2 separate regions of the Mus musculus genome follow, and region 1 is linked to region 2. A link is a loop called in an ENCODE intact Hi-C map of the cell type or tissue named here. Cell type or tissue: heart. All regions are shown on one strand. Links, peaks and the distances in the headings refer to the core of each region. The heading gives the core; the rest is flanking DNA.

Evidence for each region. Peaks named below come from ENCODE experiments on the same cell type or tissue, not always from the same donor. Only the 100,000 strongest peaks of a DNase experiment are listed, where the experiment ranks them.
Region 1: it touches region 2 in a loop (6-fold over the local background); 1 of 42 quality-filtered maps calls a loop at or near these places.

Annotation. Positions count from the first base shown.
Region 1 is chr8:80,489,236-80,497,561 of GRCm38, reverse strand. Gypa (glycophorin A) reads right to left here and starts at 3,517. Exons shown (of 8, transcript NM_010369.3): 1 at 3,475-3,517; 2 at 1,179-1,259; 3 at 767-850. The coding sequence starts at 3,508. RefSeq lists a cis regulatory region at 3,613-3,795. In heart, for the core only: CTCF peaks have their summits at 4,301, 4,500 (motif pointing left) and 5,814 (motif pointing left); no DNase peak of the experiment used is centred there; H3K4me3 peaks cover 2,250 bases; H3K27ac peaks cover 2,685 bases.
Region 2 is chr8:81,011,944-81,020,278 of GRCm38, reverse strand. It overlaps Usp38 (ubiquitin specific peptidase 38), which reads left to right and starts at 5,373. Exons shown (of 10, transcript NM_027554.2): 1 at 5,373-6,524; 2 at 7,977-8,112. The coding sequence starts at 5,843. In heart, for the core only: no CTCF peak of the experiment used is centred there; DNase peaks (open chromatin) are centred at 5,228 and 6,338; H3K4me3 peaks cover 3,853 bases; H3K27ac peaks cover 2,043 bases.

The DNA.
Region 1 (8,326 bases), core at 1-8,000, 520 kb after region 2:
CCTGATCTAAAACATCTCAGGACATGTCTGAGTAGGAGATAAGGGCTAGATCTCCTCTCACAGACCTTTGCTGAGGTGCCCATGGGGCAAGGAAACGGGGGGGGGGGGGGAAGCTAGGTAATACTTGGGGCGAGGGACATTCACGGCTACGAATTAGGCATTGGCCCAAACACCACCTCATTATGTTATGGTTCAAGCAGAGGGGTGGCCTGAGGTTTTATTACAGCCATTTTTGATACTTTTAGTTAACAGAAGGTGTGAGGATGAATATCTACCTCACAGTAGAGACAAACTCACTGAAACACTAAAAGGAGAGAGTGCCACCAAGCCCTGCCTGACATGACCACTGTGACTCCTTGCTCTGTCCTCTGCTGCTTCACCAGGAACCTCTAAGCTGATTCTAACGACCACAGCACAGTGAGCATCGTCATGTGTCTTCTCCACTGTAATGCAAGCTCTGCTCGGGATAGGCTTCCTAAGACACAGCGGTTGTGTTCGTTCATTTTGATTTTCTAAATCTTTTAAATGTTTCTTCAGTGTACAATGTGACTGATTCTCTTTGCAGAAAAATTTCTGCTTAGGAAAAATCCTCAGGGACAAGAGATTCAGGAACCTACCCCCAGAGACAACCATTGGAGTGTCTGTTTGATTTGTTTTTTTTAATGTCAGTTCATTAACCCCAGAAGACATTGCATATACATCTTACTAGGGATTCAGATAAAATACTAATGGCTACAAACCTATTATGCAAAAATGCAGAACCTACCTGGTGTTGACATTGTTGCTGAATGCTGATTTGGGTTACCTACAGTTGAAGCCACCACAGGAGTGGTTATTTGAAGAAGAGAATCTGTACAGAAAAGAGAGAAGTTAGATAAAATGCTTCCCACAGCCCACAGGGGACTGCCATCTCACCTCCAGTTACGATGGTTACTTTTTAAAAACACATTTATTGATTTTTATTTTATGGGGATGAGTGTTTGCTTCTGTGTGTGTGTGTGTACCCCTTTATGTACCTGGTGCCTGTGGGAGGCAGCAGTGGCAGGAGATCCTCTAGAGCTAGAGTTACAGACAGCTGTGAGCTGCTATGTGGGTTCTGGAAACGCTAGTTTTCAAGAGCAACAAGTGCTCCTCACTATGGAAATGTGTAATATGCACCTATGTTTTATAGCTCCTACCTGATCCTGACAATGATGGTGAATGCTCTTCTTGGTAATGTTGACTTGAAGGTATATGGAAGGTGGTTGTAAGAGAATGACCTGTAAAGAAAAATCAGGAAAGTTATTCTAAATATGCTTCCCACAGCCTGCAGAGTGGCATAAGATTAGTCAACTATTTGTCTGGCAGAAGGTCACAATGCTGGTGGAGTCCCAAAGAGGCATCAGACACCTTAAGACTGGAGCTGCAATGGTTGTAAGCTGCTCTGGAGGATCTGGGAACAGAACTCAGGGCCTCAGCAAGAGAACAAGGACTCTGAGTTATAAAGCTATCTCGCTAACTTTTTGCTTTGACACAGGTCATGCTATGTAGACCAGACACACAGAGATCCTCCTGCCTCTGCCTCTGAGTGCTGGGATCACAGCATGCTCCCCAGCTGCAACAGGTATTCTTTAAAAAAAGAAAAAAAGTTCTGAGGATGTGGAATAAAAGTAAACTTTATAAAGAAGTCACTGTCGCAACATTGTGGAGACCCCAAACATATTACACAGTCAGTCATTCTATCCGTGGCTATATATTGAAAGGGTGTGAAATGAGCACCCAAAGATACCTGATATCCACATGTTCTGCTGATCACAGCTCTAGTCGGGTGGACTGAAATACAAAGGCAGCCAGGGACCTCACATGATACAGAGACATCATGGTGTACTACTATGGCTAGTCATGGCTACCATAGCGAGCACCTATTTTAATGGTACTTAGCTCAGCCCTTATGCGGTTATTACGAGATCAGTATCAGCATTGCCTGCATTTTATAGATGAGGCCAAGATAGGGCCAATGATTTGCCTCAGGTATACCAGACTTAGATTTGAATTCACTTCTGTTTCTTGTGCCCGTGTTCCTTTTTTTTTTTTTTAGCAATCTCTTTTTTTCTTCTTCTTTTTTTAATTAGGTATTTTCCTCGTTTACATTTTCAATGCTATCCCAAAGGTCCCCCATACCCACCCCCCCAATCCCCTACCCACCCACTCCCCCTTTTTGGCCCTGGCGTTCCCCTGTACTGGGGCATATAAAGTTTGCAAGTCCAATGGGCCTCTCTTTGCAGTGATGGCCGACTAGGCCATCTTTTGATACATATGCAGCTAAAGACAAGAGCTCCCGGGTACTGGTTAGTTCATATTGTTGTTCCACCTATAGGGTTGCAGTTCCCTTTAGCTCCTTGGGTAATTTCTCTAGCTCCTCCACTGGGGGCCGTGTGACCCATCCAATAGCTGACTGTGATCATCCACTTCTGTGTTTACTAGGCCCCACATTGTGCCCGTGTTCCTAACGCTTGCCTCATACCCTCTGCCAGGGAGACTGAATCTCACCCAGTGTCCTACAGAGAGCTCAGCACTTCTCTGCTGTCCACCCTGACTCAGGCCGTAGCTGTGCCATGGATGAAATATGCTCCCCCCCCCCTCGCCTGGGCTATGTGTTTCTAACACAGAGTCACTCACTGTGTTTGAGAGAACATGGCTTAAAATATCCTCAGGAGGCCAAAAGTAAGGCTACTTTAAAATATTTTATTTTATATTATATTATATTTATTTTATTTTATATTATATTTATTTTATTATATCAATTTATCTTAATAATTTTTAAAATTTAAATTTCGATTAAAATTTTAAAAATATTAAATTAAAATTTTAATTATTTTAATAAATTAAATTATTTTAATAAATTAAATTAAATTATATTAATTTATTTTAAAAACATATTACTTTGGATTCAGCCCAGCCATAGAGCAATTAGAAAGGTTTTTGTGGTTATTGTTGTTTTTGTTGTTGTTTTCTTAGTAACAGTAGTAACAGTTCCACAAAGAGAAACCCCTCAGTTTCATGCTGACAGCTTGTCTCCTCTCAGCAGGAGAAACTGGTTATACTAGTTTTGAAAAAGAAAGGGCATAAGTCTACCCTAACCTTCACCAGTTAACCTTAGCTTAGAAATAAGTCTCTTCATAGCCCCAAGCGAAGTAACATGGTTATTTATGTAACGATATTACTTACACTTGATACAAGTTTACTGCTATCTAGGGTTAGAATCAAAGGCATTTCTTAGACTGGGGAACTGCTATTCAGGCACAAATGGTTGTGGGCTGCAGTGTGCCACTCCTGTCCCTAGCTGAATCCTATTTAAACACACCCTCCAGACTGAAACTGAATGTACTACTCAGTCATTGGTTCAGTTAAGTAAGAAAACCAGCATTGGGGCAATTCATAGTTTAAATAAGTCATCGAGAATAAAATATCATCAAGCTGAAAATATTCACTCACCTGATGTTGTCACAGCAGCTGTGCTCTCGGTCATACTGGGAGTGTCTGTCAGCCTTAGGAAGGCCTTGCCTACCTCCTGGTATCTCTCAGGCCCACCTTCCCGGGGCCTCTATCCGTTGACACACATTGGCTAGCATTTAAATGATGCAACATTATTTAGTGTCTGTTAATAAAGATAACTAGAGGTCTGCATAACTGCGAGGACCAGAGTGGAATTAAAATCTTTGTTCCAAAGAATTGCCTGCTGTGTTAAATTTACTTCATGTAAACGAAGTGAGCACCACAAGGCAGCACCAAGGACCACTCAACTGGACATAGAGACTGCAGAGGTCAGGGCAGGCGCTGGACTTGGAGAGTAGGAGTGTTTCTAATGCGGGGGTCCCTATGATCCCTTAAGAAAGTGGCTTCTTGTGTACGAACTGCATGCATTGAAAACTTTACACAATGTTTGCGAACTCTGAGGTTTGAAAGGCTGTCAAGCTCGTGACAGCTCAAAGAGTAATGAAAGAAACGTGAGTCGGGAGAAATCTTCCAGGAAAGTGGAATTCGAACTGAACTGCAGTGTCCGTGTGGCTATAAAAGCAGTTACGTGCTTTACAATGCTTTAAAATGCTCTGTTGCTCAGTGACCGTGAGGCAATCCCCAAATAACAAAAGTAAACGCTAGAAAACAAGACCAGGCAAACCCCAGTCACCCTGAAAGCATAAAGGGAGTGTGTGTAGCGCTGAGCAGAAGCAGGAAGCCCGACCACAGCGGAGACAAACTCCAGGCAGATACCGGCTTGGGCTCAGGACATAGGAGAAGAGTAGCTTTGATTCGAAAGTCTTTGGAAATCAGCCCTTATTAAGCTGCGGAGCGGGAGCTGACCACCAGCTAATAGAGAATTGCGGTTCTTTCTGGTGTCCTTGATGCGTCCTCCCCTCCCCCCCCGCCCCCGAATTTAAAGAAATGCAAAAGCTGGTGGCTTCTCAGGTTGAAAATTCGAGTGTGTGGAAATGGAGACACGTGGCGACCTCTAGTGGCTGTTCTGCATAATAGAAACGAAATGTGGAAACAAAACAAAACAAGAAAACACAACTGGAGAAAACATCAAGTCTTTCCCTTCCTCTTCGTTGTCCAGGAGTATCATCAGGTCGTATCTATGACTTACATCCCACAAATGTGTCAGGCAAGCACAACTGTGTTTTGAGAATTTTGAGCCAGCGTCTGAAGATTAAACAATTGTGTTTGAGACATGCAATCTGACAGAGATCTCATCAGGTTGGTTCTGTATGTGCTTGGCTACTTTTCTCTAAGTAGTATTGGGCCAGTCACTGCAGCGCCATGCAGAAACACAAGCTACGATGTTGGAGAGGAGGAAAATAGTTTGGATCCTTGAGCTCTGTCCGACGTCTATCGTCCTTGTTTTAGCCGTTCATTTCTGCCTACGAGTATCTGCCAGCTACCTCTGCTTCAGATGATTGCTACAGGTGATTCCTGCCGATCTCAACAGGAGGGCGAGACTTTTATGGTTTTTTTTTTCCCACGGGAGTTCGCACCTTGTCTCTGTGTTCCTATAGAATGTTCAAACTACTTCCTGTTTTATTTTCTTCATCCAAATGCTTTTTTAAACTTAAGGAAACGCAAGATTATACACATATGACACTCAAAATGACCCACTTGGGGAGGAAGGGGGCAGACGCAAGAGCCAAGGAGTGGACAAGTTTGCAACATAGCCCATGCTTATTCCCATAGGAAGCTGTGAGATTTCTTTAAGGATGAATTTATTCATCATTGATCAAAAGGAGGTATACTTCAATTAAAAAACAGGGTATTAAATGGAAAAAAAACAAGATTATTCTTTGTTTTGTTTTGTGTGTGTGGTTTTGACAGGATAGTAAATGGAGACAAAAAAACAGATTAGTCTTTGCTTCTTTGTGGTTCTGACAGGCTTCAACTCAGGGATGAAAATGGAGGATGGATTGGGAAGAACGGAGGGAGGGGTCAGGATCCACAGCCAGCCTACCTGCTTTCTTGGCTTGAGTGGTCTGTGGGTTCCCAGGAAATGCCTGCTGGGGCTAGGGCATCAGATAATGCCATGAGTCCAGGGAGAGAGTTCTGGATGGAAAGATTTGTGTGATCCAATGAGGGCCATGGCAGGTGGTCTCTGCAGCATTAGAGATGAGACTGGGGATTAGATTTAGGACAGAGGTTGGCTAGATGAATGTCTGCAGTGAGTCTACTTGCTTCTCTGGTTATAGTTGTATATTGGAGTTTGGTGTTGGGATAAGATAGCCAGAGGAGATCTTTGAAATTCATTAGAGGAGGCAGAGATGAAAGAGGGACCTCTGCTGGTGGTCTCCTGTAGAAGTTAGAAGGAGAATGTCCAGTTGGAGTTGAGAGTGGAGGAAGAGGGAAAGGTCTACCTCCTTCTTTCTCCAGAGTCCCAACATTATATTTTAAGAAAGGTTTTCTGATAACATCCCAGAGAAGAATTTATTCAGTTTCTGGATTTAAATGCTTTTCGTTTTTCTTTAGTTTTTGAAGGATACTCTAACTTTGTACAGATTTGTAAGTGTCTATGATTTTCTTTTGTTACTTTAAAAGTGCATTCTTTGTTGAAGTCAAAGACACCTCTCTCACCTCAAAGGGAATAGGAGATTATTTCAGACCTAAATATGAGTGACTGTAGCCTGGGAGCATATATGTAGGTTACCTACAAATACCACATTCCAGTGTGGAAACAATCTCATGAAGTGTTTGTAGTAAAAAAAGAAAGTCTTAAGCCATGGCCTTTGTACAATGTGTTGGTGGAAGCACGAGGTAGGTGGGGTCTAGCCGAGTGGGGAACCTGCTGTAGTCCTCAGTTGCATTTATTCTAAGCCTTTGGGCCAGTGGAAGCTGGGTGCTTGCTTACACATTCCCAAAGGGTTTACCCAATACAAGAGCGTCATATCACACATAGAGGTGGGCATACAGGGCTTCTTTGAGAGATAAACAGTTTGGGGTAACTACTCTCCAGCATCTAACATTCCAGCCCTGCATCTTAATCAGTTTTATAAGATGCTTGACACATTCATGTCTTTTTTTAGGTAATGTCAGTTCATACCTTACCTTGTGGCCTCTATAATTTCTGCTGAAAACTTGGTCCTTGGCCTTGCTGTTCCTTCACCAAAGATACTGCGTGTTTTTACTTTCACTGCATTTCTTACTTTAGGTGTATATTTGTGGGTCTGTGCTGGTTAGGACGTTATTACCTTGACACATGTTATGGTCATCTGGGGAGAGGGAACCTCTATTGGGAATGTGCTTCCATTGAATTGGCCTGTAGTTAAGTTTGTGGGAGCATTCCCTTGATTAATGATTGATGTGGGAGGGCTCAGCCCACTTCAGGTGGTGTCACCCCTGGGCAAGTAGTTCTAGGTTGTATGAAAGCAAGCGGGCAAACCATAGAGTGGAAGGCAGTAGGCAGATTTCCTCCATAGCTCCATAGATCCAGGCTCTGCTCCTGTTTGAGTTTATGCCCCCACTTCTCTCAAAAATAGACTATGATTGGGATGGGTCAGCCAAATTAATCCACTTTTACCTGTCCCACCCCGAAGTTGCCTTTGTTCATAGTGTTTAGGATAGCAGTAGGAAGCAAACTTTGGCAGGGCCTGGATATACAAGTAGGTATCCTTGGAGGCCACAAGGCATAGAAACCTCTGGGACGAAAGTTACAGGGAGTTATGAACCACCAGATGTGGGTTCTGCAAACCAAACCTGGGTCTTCTGCAAAAGGGAAAGTGCTCTATATCACTGAGCAATCCCTCCAGCTCCCATACTATGTGGCTTTGATGTCTGTTTTCAAGACTTGGTTTTGCTTTAGATTGTGATGTGCCTGAAGGTAATTTCCTTGGAGATCTGTTAGCTTCATAAATGTGTATGCTGATAACTTTTAGCCATTTAAAAAACTGACTTTTTAAAATATTTTCGAGTATTGTCTTTCTCCCCTCTCCCCCAGGTATGCCAGTTATGAGCAGCAGACTTTTAACTGTGCTGAGGTGTTTTTTTCCCCCACATTATTATATTTTTCCTTGTTATTATGTTTCATTTGCTATTAATGACCACTAGTAAGCATACTTACTGTGTCAAGACTGCTAGAAACCTATGGAATGAGTACTGGATTTTTCAACTCAGAAACACACACACACACACACACACACACACACTGTGGCTATGGTGCCAGTGTGAGACACTTCTAGAGGATAATTATTCCCTCCACTCTTACAATTTGCCAATTCCAGAGAAGTAGTTTTATTAGGTGTCAGAATTATCAATGGCAAATAGCTGATAGTCACTTTGAATGACAAATTTTCTTAAAAATGAGCCCCAAAGGGTCAGTCACATTTCATTAAATACTCAAACTATAGATCCTAATGCTTTCTGATTTACCTTTCTTACGGTAGTTTGTGTGTGTGTGTGTGTTGGGGGTGGGTGGGGAGGGGGACAGAAACTGTTGGGTTAGTATAACAACAGATGTAAGCCTATCCTTAGGTCCTGAGATTCAGATAAGCTCAAGAAAGTGAGTTTCCTCTCTAATTATGTGTGTGTGTTTTACTCATTATCTTGCTTTCTGTTGACTCTATCACTCTTGCTTCTGACAAGGGCATTACATTCGTGAAAAGGCATTGGTTCCTTACCATGCTTACTTATTCTCGTGGGTGAATATTCATTCCTCATCATGGTTTCATGTACTATTACCACAGAATATGGTAGGGCTAAGATCTGAACCCAGGCAGCCTGTCAGTAGGGCTGTTACACACATAACCAAAAAAAAATTTCAAATTCTCTGTAGCTGCAGGAAAAGGACAAACTGATGAGAACTGGACCT
Region 2 (8,335 bases), core at 336-8,335:
CAGTCTGGAATTTTAAGATGTCTTCAATTTCTAAATCTTTCAAAGTGAGTTTCTATCTTTACTATTACACACACACACACACACACACACTACTTAATTGCAGTTATACACCAAGGAGTATAAAACCTGTAGCTATATCAATAATTGATTTAACCTGTTGTACTTTTTTCTGATCTATAATATAGTCCAAGAAGATCCTTAAATTAATGTACTCAGGCCTGCTTATGAGTTAGCATCAAGAGTACTAAATTTTCAGATTTCTGAGCTCTACCACAACTTAAAATGTAATATCACCGATGATACATTGATCTGATTTAAAAATTGGTTCTTTTTCAGATATGAGCAAAGTTAGGCCACACAGTTGGGAAAACTGATTTCCATTATGGACTACATTTTGCCCACCAAAAGCTAACTCCCAAATCTGTATGTTGAGCTTCTACTCTCCGTGTGATCATATTTGGAGATAAAGCCTTTAAAATATAATTAAAGGTAGCAGTTAATCTAGTAAAACTGGTGTGCTTTTGGATTTGTCATTATTATTTATTTTACTAAGCCTTTTAAATTAATTTTATTTAGCATATAGAATGGGTTTCATCATGATATTTTCATATATACATGAAAATACACGCACTCATATTTAACCCCCATGCTCTCTCTTGGCCCTCCTCCTTCCCATAGTCCTCTTCCTTCCCACAGTTAGTTGCACTGCTGCTTTCACACACACACACACACGTGTATATACATATATATGTGAACTATATATGTGATATATATACATGTATATATACATGTGTATATATATATATATAATCTACTTTCCACACGCTAAGAAATAACGTGATATTTGTTTTTATTCTCCCTCTCAATATCCTTTCCTGATCTCACCTCTCATCTCTCTCTGGATCCCATACTCTCCCCACATAATCCTTGTTCTATTTTTATAAGACAAGAAAGAAAGAAGTGGAGTGGGAAAGATACAGCAGAAAATTTTCTTTCTCCTTGCAAACAAAGAAGAATGTCCACATGAAGACATAGCAAGGTGAAAACAGAAAATGGTCTGCTGCAACCTGATTTTAAACATCCAGCACCCAGAGTTGGGGAAGAAGGCATTTCAGTTGTTTAAGCCTCCCAGCCTGTGGTACATTATCATGGTATCTCAAGTAACCTACAACATGTTCCTTACAATCAGAAATTCCATATTACAGGGAGTAAGGCCCAGACACTTGAGAATCTTTATTACAAAGAACTCTTAGCTCTTTTTTACTTTAATGATGAGTAGAAATAAGTAGATAAGGGGGAAATTTCAGTCCATCAGTGGGGAATGTAAGCACAGTCTTGTCTACATTTGCTCTTGAAGAATGATTTGGGAAGCTCCAGCATCACCATTTCTATATATTACAGGCTGGGTTTTTTTTTTCCCCTTAGAAAATAATAGAGAGTGCAGCAGGATCACCTAACCATAAGCTCTGGCTGCTTACCTACTAAGATTAGATATGAGAGTGAGAGGTCATTTGTCTCAATTTTTAAGAGGATTACAGAGTTACAAATAGGGAGATCCCTTTAACCCTTCATTCCAGTTCCCCCAGTGTTACACATCTGTAATTTCAGTATTTCTCAACCCTAATTTTAATAATGGCTCTTAAATCCTTTAACCTTCCTTCTAGCTCACCACCCACTGGAGGTAATATAAAAGAAAGGTTATTAAGACATAGAAGTGTATCATTTAGAAATTGCTCTTTGGAGCAAATCCCATCTGCACTGTCAAGAAATCAGCAGTTCAGTTCAGAGGAGTCAGCAGCTCAATCCACTCACAAACACTTAACAGAAATACCAGCAATCCAGTTGAGTAGTGTCAGCAGTGGTGGCACAACTTAGCAGAAAGAGCCAGGCCTCCACCAAATCAGCACCAGTCAGCAGGAGCAATTAGGTCAGGAGAAGTTCTTTGCCATACCTCCCTCAGCAAAAGACTTGAGACCAAAATGCATTGTAGAGCTTTTGAGCCTCGGGTCACTGTCTGTTAAGTCCATTTAATTCTCCCTCCAAACATGTGTCCTCCATGGATCTTGTCTCACCATGTTTTGCCTCAGCATGTGAGTCTGTCTCACCTGACATCACTCTATCAAGTCCGTGGAAGTGGCAAGAAGCCGCCAGAACACTATCAGAAGTTTTTTTGTTCATTTCTCTCTATGGAATCACGACAAATGAAGCTCAGCTATGCAATATAAGGCACCAATACATGTGTGCCATTAGTGAAAAATCCTTCATCACACACCCTTTTCATGTGCTTGCTTTAGCAAAGCATCCTGTGTCTGCTTCAGAAAAACACTCCATGTTTGTGTAGGCCGCCTGTAGCCTGCGGCCACACTAACTGGGTTCCTGAGTGGGAGGTCTGAGCTGTATGGGAGAGAATGACCAGAGAAATAATGGAGACCAAGACATGTTTCTGTTCAAGGCCCCCCGAAGTTTACTGAGAGTCCGTGCTTATAAAGAGGGTAAGCCCATCCCCCACCAGCCCATTCTTGGTGCCTGGAGCCAGCCCGTAGGCGATCTACAGGGTGTGTCTCCGGAACGTCTCCAGGACCTTTCAGCAGGAAGCAGAGTCTTGGAGAAGAGCAAATAGAGCCATCAAGGTCAGAAGGCTCAACCCTAGGTAATCTCCTTCTTAGTGGCAGCAAGGTCAAAGTCTGGATCAGCCTGCTTCAAGGTTGAGGGAGGTTACATGTTTGACCCAGCAAAACACCATCTGACACAACTGACTTTCCGAAGAAACCATAATTTTCACTTCACACACTACCTACATATAGCACAATATAAAATTCAGGAAGCTGACATCGGTGTGATGTATGTATGTATGTATGTATGTATGTATGTATGTATGTATGTATGTATATATGTATGTATATTATAGTTATATGCCATTTTATCAAGGTGGAGAACCTGCCCATCACAATGAATCAATCTACTCCTTCATACTTATACCCACTCTTCTCTACCATCCTAAATAAACCCTTATAATCACATCTTTCATCTCTAAAAATTTTATTTTTGACAATACTATATAAAGGAACTTTAGGAGTATGCCATTGGAGGTTGCCTCTTTTAACTTGGAATAATGCCCCTGAGATCTGGTAAGTGGGTATGCCTATCAAGCCTGTTGCATTTTCTTGTTGATGTTTTCAATGAACCAGTTTATTCATCCAATTTAACCATTCCATTGATTACCATTATTGTTGACTATTACACATAAACCTCCTGTAAACATCTGTGTATGATTATTTTTGTTTTACTATAAGTTCTCATTTCTTCTGGGCTCTTCCAAAGGGCTGCCATCACTTCTCCAGTTCTGCCCTCTGTAGCACTCTAAACTCAGGTTGATGTATTTCACTGCTACTGCTGTTCTTGGCAATCATCCTATGATACTAGCATCTACAACACACTGGGGTCTTCTGCTGCAGCTAGGCTTCACCAATAGCCTCTCATAGGTTCTCTTCATGGTTCAACTTCTTTGCATGACTCAGTTCTGGGCCATCAACTACAACTGGGGTGGCACCTTCACCAATGGCCATCCATGGCCTTGCACAGTGCTAAGCCTCAGCTGCTCTTTCTGATCACTTCACGCCTTCAAAACCACCTGGGTGACCCTTACACATTACCACGTAGAGCTGCAGCTCGAGATCTAGCCTTGGCTATCTCTGGAACACAGTTTCTTTGTGCTCTCAGAAAACACTTCCCAGAAGATTTCACTTCAGTGACGCTGGTCTCTTCGTAATCACCACTAATTTCTTAGCTCCAGCTACCAGCATCAATTGTCCCAGTAATCCCTTCTTTAAAGCCAGAGCCACATGGCCAAAGCTGCCAAGTTCTGCTGCTTGCTGAAGCTGGAATGTGTCCTCCCACCTCCACCATGTTCTATTATCAGCTTTCTGTTTTCTAACTCCCTCTCTGCCTAAGTTTGGGTTTCCTGAAATGAACTCAGAGACCTACATGGCTGTCTCTTGTAATGCTGGAACTAAAGGCATGTACCACCAGGCCTGGAGTTAAGCTCTTCACCTAGAACCTGCTTGTCCCAGGCTGGCCTTGAACTCAGAGATCTGCTTGGCCTTATCTCCATGGATTAAAGGTGTATGCCACTATGCCTGGGTCTAAATTTAGCTGAGAAGGATCTTGCTTATACACTGAACACTGAATACAAAAGCTCACTATTTTTTATTTTTTCCAGACATGGTTTCTCTGTGTAGCCCTGGCTGTCCTGGAACTCACTCTGTAGACCAGGCTGGCCTCGAACTCAGAAATCCACTTGCCTCTGCCTCCCAAGTGCTGGGATTAAAAGCGAGCACCACCACCACCCGCTAAAAAATCTATTCTTACAACAACCTTGTTTTGAATCACCACTAAATATATGAGCCACCAGTACTCTCTCTACATTAGCAATTGTTTCAGAGGAAAAACCCAGCCATTTAAGGCATTGGAGTATGTCTGGGCCTAACAAGGTCTTTAGAAAGATTTCCCCCAAAGCTTGGTTTGTTTGTTTGTTTGTTTTCTTATACTTTCCTCCATTCCTCAACTAGTGCTCTTCTCGCGTTTCCAAAATTTTCTCAGACACAAGATTTTAAACAATTAATAGCACTTCCTCGAATTGTCTTCATAAGCAACATGTCTCAGACTATGACATAGTAAAAGTTCCTCCATTTTGTCTCAGGTGGAGCCATCTTTGGTTTACCCGGAAACTGACACCATCATTCCCTGATGAAAGTGAAAAGTCCTGTACCCCAACTCTGTCCTAGAAACTCGGGGAAATGCCTCAGGCAACTGCACGTTTTGGGCTTCTAGTAAGCTGCTTGCTTACTTTATTTCCCTGCCAACGGCAAACAAGGAAGTAGTGTTTCCGTGTTCTCTGCCTTTTACAGCTCCCTGCACAGTGCGTTCTTCCGGCTGCTCTGAGAGAAGGGTTTCCCCCCGGCAGTCGCCGGCGGCTCAGTATAGACTCTCGGTTCGCTCGCGCTGAGTGGTCTCTGAGTTTCTAACCCTCACCACTGACGGAATCCACGTCCGGCGACAAGAACCTCAGAGCTCAGAGTAGGCTCCCTGAGCAGCGCCTCCGGAAGTCCGCCAGTGACGTACCACACAGTCTCCAGTGACGTGAGAGTGGCCGCGTGACTCACTCCGTGCCTCTGCGCCTGCGCGCCAGGGAAGGGGGCGCGGCCTATCGGGGGAGGAGCTACATGGAGAAGGGGGAGGGGCGGGGCCAGCAGGAAATGGGTCGAACGTAGCCGGGAAAGGACCGGAAAAAAGTGGGCGGGGCGAGGGCGGACCTATCCGCTGTACCTCGGAGCTTCACTTCCTATTCGCCAGTATTTCTGCTTCCGGGTTCAGGGTGTTCCGCGCCTCCGGCTCCTCTCCTTGGCAGATCGAGGTACTCGCATTGACAGTGCCTCCTGACTCAACCCAGGGCGACTTTTAACTGCCCACCCGCGGGAGCCGGGGCTCCGCACTGACCCGGGACACGAAGGCGCTCCTCACCTTCCAGCTCAGCCTGGAGGGTCCCTGCGCCCGGAGGCTGGGAGAGGTCGCGGGCCCAGCGAGGCAGCCTTATGCGGACCTCCGGCCCCTGAGGCGGACCGCGGGGACCCGCAGCCTTTCGGCGTCCCAGAATCGCTCGCTCCCGTCCCGGCTCGGATGGGCCTTCCCACTCGATAAATGTGGCTGCTGAGGCGGCGGTGGCGGTGGCCGGTCCTGCTGCTGGTTGGCTCCAAGTTCCTCCCCGCCGGGGCGCTTTGCTGCCCCCCGGGGCTGCCGCTGCCAGCTCTTTATCCCCAGGGCCTGGCCTTGCAGAGTGGCGACGATGGACAAGATTCTGGAAGGCCTGGTGAGCTCCTCGCACCCGCTGCCCCTCAAGCGGATGATTGTGCGGAAGGTGGTGGAGTTCGCGGAGCATTGGCTCGACGAGGCGCAGTGCGAGGCCATGTTTGACCTGACGACCCGCCTCATCCTGGAGGGCCAGGACCCTTTCCAGCGACAAGTGGGCCACCAGGTGCTGGAGGCCTACGCGCGGTACCACCGGCCGGAGTTCGAGTCCTTCTTCAACAAGACTTTCGTGTTGGGCCTCCTTCAGCAGGGCTACCACTCAGTGGACAGGAAGGACGTCGCCATCCTGGACTACATTCACAACGGCCTGAAGCTGATTATGAGCTGCCCGTCGGTGCTGGATCTCTTCAGCCTGCTCCAGGTGGAGGTCCTGCGAATGGTTTGCGAGAGGCCGGAGCCAGTGCTCTGTGCCCGGCTGAGCGACCTCCTGACCGATTTCGTGCAGTGCGTCCCCAAAGGGAAACTGTCAGTTACCTTCTGTCAACAGCTGGTTCGAACGATAGGTCATTTCCAGTGCGTGTCCACTCAGGAGAAGGAACTACGGGAGTATGTCTCCCAGGTAACGAAAGTGAGTACCTTACTACAGAATATTTGGAAGGCTGAGCCCTCCACGCTGCTACCTTCTCTGCAAGAAGTTTTTGCAAGCATCTCTTCCACAGGTAAGGGTCATTATTTCAGAAAAGTGTGTCTTGGAAATTCAACACGTGTGTCTCATCAACACAGTGCGCTTTTTTCCCCCCCGGAAGCATTCTCTTTGGGGGTACTGAAAGAGGCCAGGTAGCCTATTTTATTAGAGTAACTCCTCCAGTAAGAGACGTTCTTGATGGAGAGCAAAACTAAATACCCTTATGCAAAATGTTACTCCTCTTCACTGCCTTGTTCAGAATGGTACGCTGGAGCCAAAACATTGAGGATGCCTAAGTCCAAAGACCTTTGTCACTGAACAAGTCATTTAATTACACCACCTCTGCTCCAGTTTTGGAATTCTTACAGGCTGACAGCCAGGATGAAAAGCTTCTAGTCATTACTGACTAATGGTCATATATGATGCTTGCCGCAGGGAGTTATTATTACTGTGTGTAACCTATCATCTTATTGAAGGGTATCTTGTTGGGTTTTTTTTTTTCCTGTTTTCTGGTGGTCTCATTTTTTTTTAATTCATGAGTCGCGCACAATCTATTATTGTCCCGGTATACCATGTAGTGTTTTTTAAATGTCAGCATTTCACTTCACGACAGTGTATGTGACAGGAGATCCAGGGAGCATGAAGACAAGTGTGACAGCTTAGGTAGTAAGTAATCTGTCTTGTCTTTATCATGAACTGCATCCTCAAAAACTAGGGAAAGGTCTTAGAAAACCTCACCTAGAACCTTGTCTGTGCCTGTACTTGAAGGTGCTTTAGAGTCTGGCAGTTGTGAAACAATAGGTTCACAGCCAGAGTGAGACTGAACTTAGTGGAGCTGCCCCTTTTTACCCTGGCCAGAAATGAGGGTTGAGCTTTAAAGGCTCCCATAGTCTGATGTGTTTAATAGATACCAGGGGCATTTGCTTCCCCTTCCTGCCATCGTACTTGTAGTTTGTCATAGCTGTTACAAGTTTTTTCCAAGTCTTTCACTGGCCTACTGAAGCAGACCATCTTGATGCCTTACATTTTATATAAGCAAAGCCAGCCCCCTTCGCCTTAATTTCTACTCTTAAAATTTTTTTCAAGTATCACAGCAGTGTAATGACTACTATAATATGAGCCTCTGACATGGAAATTAGAATATGTGACTGGTTCTTACCCACCCCCGATTACTGCTTTCTAAAGTATTATCTAAACCCATAAATGTACTATTAACAACAAAGTAGCTTATTGAAAAAACTTAACAATAGTTTTTCTAATTTAGTGATGTGGCTATAGAATGAGTGATTATTGCTATTTCCTCTTAACCTCTCTTTTATGGTTTAACTTTCGATTTAGAGTCTACCCATGATGTATAACATAACTTCCTAGAGCACCTTTAGTGTGTGTGTGTGTGTGTGTGTGTGTGTTTCCTTTCTCCCTTGCACTAGTACTTCACTTTTAATCTCCATGCCATATTTGTCTGTCTTTTTAACTTAACAACTAGATGCATCCTTTGAGCCCTCGGTTGCCTTGGCAAGCCTGGTGCAGCATATTCCTCTGCAGATGATCACAGTCCTCATCAGGAGCCTAACCACCGACCCAAATGTAAAAGATGCGAGTATGACCCAAGCTCTCTGCAGGTACTTTGATGTTTACATACCAGGACATAGTCTGGGTTTTTGGATAGTGAAAAACTTTGAGAAATTTCTAAAACTAAAATCTAAAAGTAAATTTGTGGTTTCTCCAGATTAATTAGAATGACTCAACCTTCCTATAGTCTCATTTGAAGTTGTGTGGGCGGGTTGTTTTTCTAGACAATCTATTCCTTACTGTTTCCTGTAGCCTTCTTCCGTGGGGGGGGTG